Linked DNA regions of Homo sapiens: region 2 is linked to region 1. The links are chromatin loops, found by intact Hi-C in ENCODE. Cell type or tissue: Calu3. All regions are shown on one strand. Links, peaks and the distances in the headings refer to the core of each region. The heading gives the core; the rest is flanking DNA.

Region 1 (2,910 bases), core at 225-2,724:
ATATGTGTTTAATGTTGGAAAAAGCATTTACTAGATTTTGGAAGAACTTGAGGGGTGTGTGTTGTGTGTAAATAAAAAGGTGCACTTATTGCCGCCTTATCATAACCACTCACTTGAAGGCATATATTTTTTTTTTCACTGTAGGGAAAATAAAGAAGTCCACTTTAAGTGGACAAACATGAACCATGTGTGACTATTTATTTCATTCATTCGACATTTACTTGAGTGTTCTATACTGGTTCTTATAAAATTTTTACCTATTTAAGCTTAGTTGTTATGTCCAATAAGTATATTCAGCTGATGGCTCCTCAGAAATGATTTTCGGTATCTGCTTAACATTTACATATGTGGATTATATGCGTTATTGAAAATGTAGCACATCTCTAAAAGGTGATAGCTGCAAAACCTAACATATGGGGAAGGTTGTCACCCACAAACACTGTACATCAGAAACATAAAGTAGAATGCTTCTTTACATCAAGTTGAAAAATGACTCATAACCAAAAGTAAGATTTTAAATTTGATGTTCGTTCTTTTCTGCTTTAAACTGGTTTGCAAAGTGCCTCATTCAAGAACGTCCCAAAACCAAAATAATAACAGGGAGTAAGGGTTACTCAAGATTCAAATAAAAGTTACCATACAAACAAGCATGGGTAAACCAAATTCAAATAGCTAGTGCAATTATTTTTTAATAGATAGTTTAGGTTAATAGGTGGAGACATAGTTCTGCCACTGTATTTAAGGTTAGGTTAATAATTAACTTTGGTGCCTGGAGTAGTTTAATCAAAGCTTACTGTAAATCATAAAACTGCTCCATGTAGACTAAACACAGCATTAAAAAGTCATACAAAATTCTTGCAATCTTGACCGCTGGTAGCCATTTGGGTACGGTATAAAAAAGTGTAGAGTATTTTTAGTCAGAATTAAACATAGGCATCTTTACTTTGGGGAGAAAACATAATTAAATAATTAATTAAACCACCAGTCCTCCCCGCCATCACTGTAGCATACCACAGACTTGATGCCCAAGATGTGTCCACCAGGGGAAGGACGACGAACAATTTCAGGACTAAAGAAAGACAAGGCAAAGGCACTCGACCTTCCCATCCTGGCAAGACTTAAAAACCAGCGCTGGGGGGCATTAAATAGCTTTTCTGAGACCTGCTGGCACAACACTGCAAGTGGGTTAAACGGCTTTTCAGATCTGAGGTAAAGAAAGTTGTGCGTACAAGGGCGAGTGTGTGCGTGTGTGTGTCCATGCACGCCTGTGTTTTAAACCTTTCACAGATCGCATTCAGTAGCGTAAAAAAGCTGAGCGTAAAAAAAGGAGCGATCCCACTGTGGCTGTGCCTGGCCACCGCAGTTCCAAAGCAGCCACCTTTCTCCCAAAGACCGACGCGAAAAAGCCTGCAGGGCTCCCCAGTGCGATACAGGCCGGAGACTCCCTGGAAGTGCTTGCCCCGGCTGTGAAGACAGCGCCTCCAGTCTCCCATTCCTCTCCCGCTCCACGCACACCTGGCTCTGCTTCCTCCCTCCCTGGATAGCCACGCTGGGAAATCGTGCGCAGGGAGCAGATGGCTCGGGATTCTGCACCTGAAGCTGCCTACTTGCAAGCCACTGAGCCCCGGCCTGTGTCCACACGCACCTTCCCCACAGCCTCTGTCCACAGTGGCCGCACCTGCCTCCGGGGTCCTGCTTCCCCATTCATCCCTTCCCCGACTTGTCGAGCAAGTACCGCGGGCCAGGAGGTTCCACTCTCCAAAGGGCCGGGATCTAGCTCCTAGCTGCATCCCGAGCTGTCCGCATGATTCCCTCCAGGTCCGGCTTCCCTCAGACTGCACATGCTGAGCCCCAGTCCGGTCGTGCCTGCCGCCCCTGGCTTTCAGGGAAACTTTCCAGGAGCGCCTGGTCTAGTGACCCCGCCGCTGTAAAGTGGGAGGAGGCGCTGGGCGGAGGGGCGGCGAGGGAGCGGGAAAAACAGCGGAATTCTGTTTCCTTTCCCGACGTCCACAAGCCCGGGACCGCTCCCTGGCTCCCCCCGTGCCGCTCGGGTCTTGCGAGGAGGGAGGAGACCTCAGGATCCTGTTTTGCACCATCTCCCACAGCGAGGAGCTGAGCAAAACGCGGAGAATCGGGACAAGAGACACTTCCCGCCCCAGAAGGATCAGGCAGGGTGGGTGGGCACTGCCCGGCTTACTCTCCAGCGCCCCATTGCCCCCATGGTAGCGCCCTAGGACACAGTGAGGAGTCGGAACAGAGCCCTAGTCTGGGTTTCAAACCCAGGGCCATCTTCTGCCAGGTCTCTCACCCTTCCCCCTCCTGGGTCATCTTTCCAGAGCGAGACCGCGCTGATCTGGGAGGAGGGCGTACCGTGCGCCAGCCCGGTGCAAAGGGCTCGGTGCTTCAGGAGGGACGCAGCCGCGACGGGCTATATCCTTGCCGCTCGGGTTGGGAGCTGCGGCGGGGGACAGGACCCATGGCGGGGGCGCCGCGTCACCCGAACGGCTGCTCCCGGACACTTATTCGAGCAAACAAAGCCCGGAACCTCTGGTGGCAGCGGCCACAGGAGCCAGGATCTCACCGAGAGACAGGGCGCGCGGGTGCCTAGAGCCATTACAAGTTTCTTGCACTCCACGGAGCCCAGCCCAGACCCCACACTGACAACAAAAGATTCTCTCCGCTTCCACACCGTCTCCGCGGAACCCCTTCTCCCACCTGGCACTGGACGAAAACAGCGCTGTTATACCCAACCCCCTCCAGCCCTCGAGGGCAGAACCCCTTCCCCTGCCTTCGACACACCGGGCCAGGGAGCTTCCGAGAATCCCACCATTTAGGGCCCGCTCTGCTCCCTGCTGGGCACGCGGGAGGATGAGCCTTGGGTCTCGCACACACACCCCCAGGAGGAACAGC
Region 2 (2,910 bases), core at 209-2,708, 120 kb before region 1:
AGCCCAATACAATTCTGACTTTTCCTATGATGACCATGTTAATAAATTTTGAAATATCAAACACTACATTCCTTATTTTAAAAAATGTTTTCTAGTAGTCCTGCTCATGGATACTATTCCGTGCAAAGGGAACCTAGCACCAGGCTCTGAGACAATTTGCTTTAGAAATGATGTTTTCCCCTAACTTAGGGTTGGGTTGTTTCTTTATTATCACTCTCCTAGTATAACAAGGTTTTGGCTCCAAGCATCTTTGTGGCTGCCTTCAGCAAACATTTACCAAGCACTGCACTAGGTGTCGGGGAAGGACAATGATGAATGAGGCATAAACCAGCAGGGAAGAAGGCAAGTGCTTGCATACAACTCTGTCCAAAGTGTGGCTATGTCATGAGTTACATCACTTCTGCTTCAACAGTGGGCAAAAGCTTTACATTGGAAATGGCATTTGAGCTAAGCCTTAAAGATGCACAGGATCTTAGCTGGAGCAGAGAGAGCAACAAGAACTGAGCCTTGGAGGGAAGGAAAGGGAAGGCCGTAGTGAGTAATAGCAAATGGTCTAACTCCCTTCTAGTCTGTTAGGCTGGAGGCATGAGCCACCCTTCCATACTCAAGCTTGCTTCATGGCTCTCATACAGGCTGTTCTCTCTGCCTGGAATGTCCCTACTCATTTTCCCACTCATCAGACCCTATCTTTAGGGCTCAGCTTAAATGGGGAAGCCTTCTCTGACTCCTTAGGCCAGTTAAGTTCTTCCTTCTAAAGTGTCCCCAGAGCTCTGCATTCCCTTTATTCTAAAATCATCACTAGTATGATACTTGTTTTTCTCACCTAGACTGCTAAAACTCACCACTGAATCTTCAGGCAGAAAGGTGCTCAGTAAATATCTTTTAAATAAATAGTAAAGGAATGCATACATGAATGAGCACTTGTAGAGAAAATACAAGAGCAAGAGCTAGAAATACCATTTGGAAGGCTGTGGACAGCCTTGAATGATTAAAAAAGAGGTTTAGAAGATCTGCCACTCATAGAAGGAAAGTTCTTGGTTAATTTATCTGCAGTTTCTCTTGCCTGAGAAAGCTAACTTTCGGCTTGCTCTGTTCCACATTGAATCCATTATCGCAAAACTCTTGGCTTCAAAGAGTCAGTATCATTGCATCAAAAGCACAGCTAGTCTACCTGCATTTATTATTACTGTTTTTAAAATTAAAACTCTCAATCTTAAAGTATACTAATGCCCTGCACCTTACACAAATAGCTGGGAGATGTTATCTGTCCTATCAAAATGTGAAGCAAACAGACAAGCAAAAATACGTAAAATTAATCACACCTATTAAGCTAAATACAAAGGAAGAGCTCTACTCACCCCCACCCCAATTACCACCCTAAGCGTGTAAGACACAGGCAACCAGTAACCTAACTCGAAATGGTTAAGTGTGCACTTTCCCCTCTCACCCCCTTTCACTGGACGGCCCGTTTCTGAGCTGCTGTGATATGATGGATGTGTCTGTCTCCATAGTGAAGTGATTAATAGGCATCTGTGTAAAGTGGACCCGGTGACCACAAAGACAACAAAGCCTCTCTGTGTCCTTTAGAGAAATATGCAAAGGCAAAAAGGAGGATGGACATTTCCTCCATCACTGAGCCAGAGAGGGTTTGTGTTGGGTCTGAGAGCTAAGAAAGATGGCAAAACACCAAGAAAAGCCCCGGAGTAGCATCCCCTAAAAATAGATTCTTGATTCTGCTTTATAGTAAGACAAGCCTACAATTTCCTTGAAATCCTCATAACAACTTGAGTGAATGGAATCTAACAGCCCAATTTTTCTTGTTTGCAAATCTTACTGCAACAAAATTCCAGGCTCACGGTCCTGCAAGACAGTATAAATGAATGAACTAATCACTAGCCAAGCATCGCCCCGCTAACCACACAGGGCCCGCTGTAATCCCTATTAAGAAGAGAAGAAAACAAACAAGGGAAAAACCCTAACTGGAGACAATTTATTCTCAAAGCCACACCCCAGCCAGTCGAGGTGACCACGCTGAAAGTGAAATGGGAACTCTCTGTGGTTATCTGGGCAGGAAGCAGCCTTCTTCTTGTCTTACGGCATAATGTGAACCAGATGGCTTAGGAATAAACTGACATGCCAGCAGCCATGGAAATAGGCTTGGAGTTTATAACTTAAAGTTTCCTTTTCCTTTAAGTGTGTGTGTGTGTGTGTGTGCATGTGTGTGTGCGCGTGTGTGTGTATGTATGTGTTTTTCCTGGCAGGCTACAGATTAGGTACCAGGAGGGGCCATGGTCTTCAAGATATATAAAGTTAATGACTGACCATGCCAAAGTGGAGGTAGCTTCCTGGCCTGGCTGTTTAATGTCCTGAATTCAGAAGCTATTTTAAAACTCACATATTGAAATAATGCTTGGAGTGGTTGACTGTAGATGAACCCACTTCCACTTCGATCACCTTTAAAAGTGATGCATTTTTGGTTGGGATGTCATCACAGGGATAGAAGGGAGAATGAGCCTGGAATTCATTCTATTTCATTTTTTTAGAGAAGAAACAGCTTCATTTTTCCCTGTGTGCTGGGAACGCTCAGTTCACTGTTCCTCCACTGCTCTACTGCTTTAGAAATGGCATTGCCAATGGGAGTGCTACAGCCAGAGCACGGGCTGATGTCTAGACTAAGAGTCATGATAAGATAATTTTTAAAAGCCATGCCCTGGAATGCTGGTTTGTGGTTTCATGTGTTAGAACTGTTACTGTCCCCGTAAAGGTAATGATTCTTTTACATTGGCAAAGTTTTAGCAGAGTCTGCAAGGCGTATTTTCCTGCTTTTTGAAGTTTTCTTTCATCAGCTTTCTTAAATAAGACGAGAAACACAACATCTAAGTGATTTCTAAAACCAGACAAAGCATTTCT

The links. A loop is a pair of places that touch in the nucleus more often than their neighbours do. Peaks named below come from ENCODE experiments on the same cell type or tissue, not always from the same donor. Only the 100,000 strongest peaks of a DNase experiment are listed, where the experiment ranks them.
Region 2: it touches region 1 in a loop (3-fold over the local background); 4 of 110 quality-filtered maps call a loop at or near these places.

What each region holds. Positions count from the first base shown.
Region 1 is chr5:116,570,986-116,573,895 of GRCh38, forward strand. The region is part of intron 1 of SEMA6A (semaphorin 6A); the gene reads right to left. Among named protein-coding and RNA genes, the nearest start is that of SEMA6A-AS2, 2.0 kb to the right of the region's middle. RefSeq lists an enhancer at 1,115-1,896. In Calu3, for the core only: CTCF peaks have their summits at 1,210 and 1,413; DNase peaks (open chromatin) are centred at 1,076, 1,686 and 2,366.
Region 2 is chr5:116,452,597-116,455,506 of GRCh38, forward strand. All of the region lies in intron 18 of SEMA6A (semaphorin 6A), which reads right to left. All of the region lies in intron 2 of SEMA6A-AS1 (SEMA6A antisense RNA 1), which reads left to right. Among named protein-coding and RNA genes, the nearest start is that of SEMA6A-AS1, 6.6 kb to the left of the region's middle. RefSeq lists a silencer at 2,108-2,187. In Calu3, for the core only: no CTCF peak of the experiment used is centred there; DNase peaks (open chromatin) are centred at 1,515 and 1,978.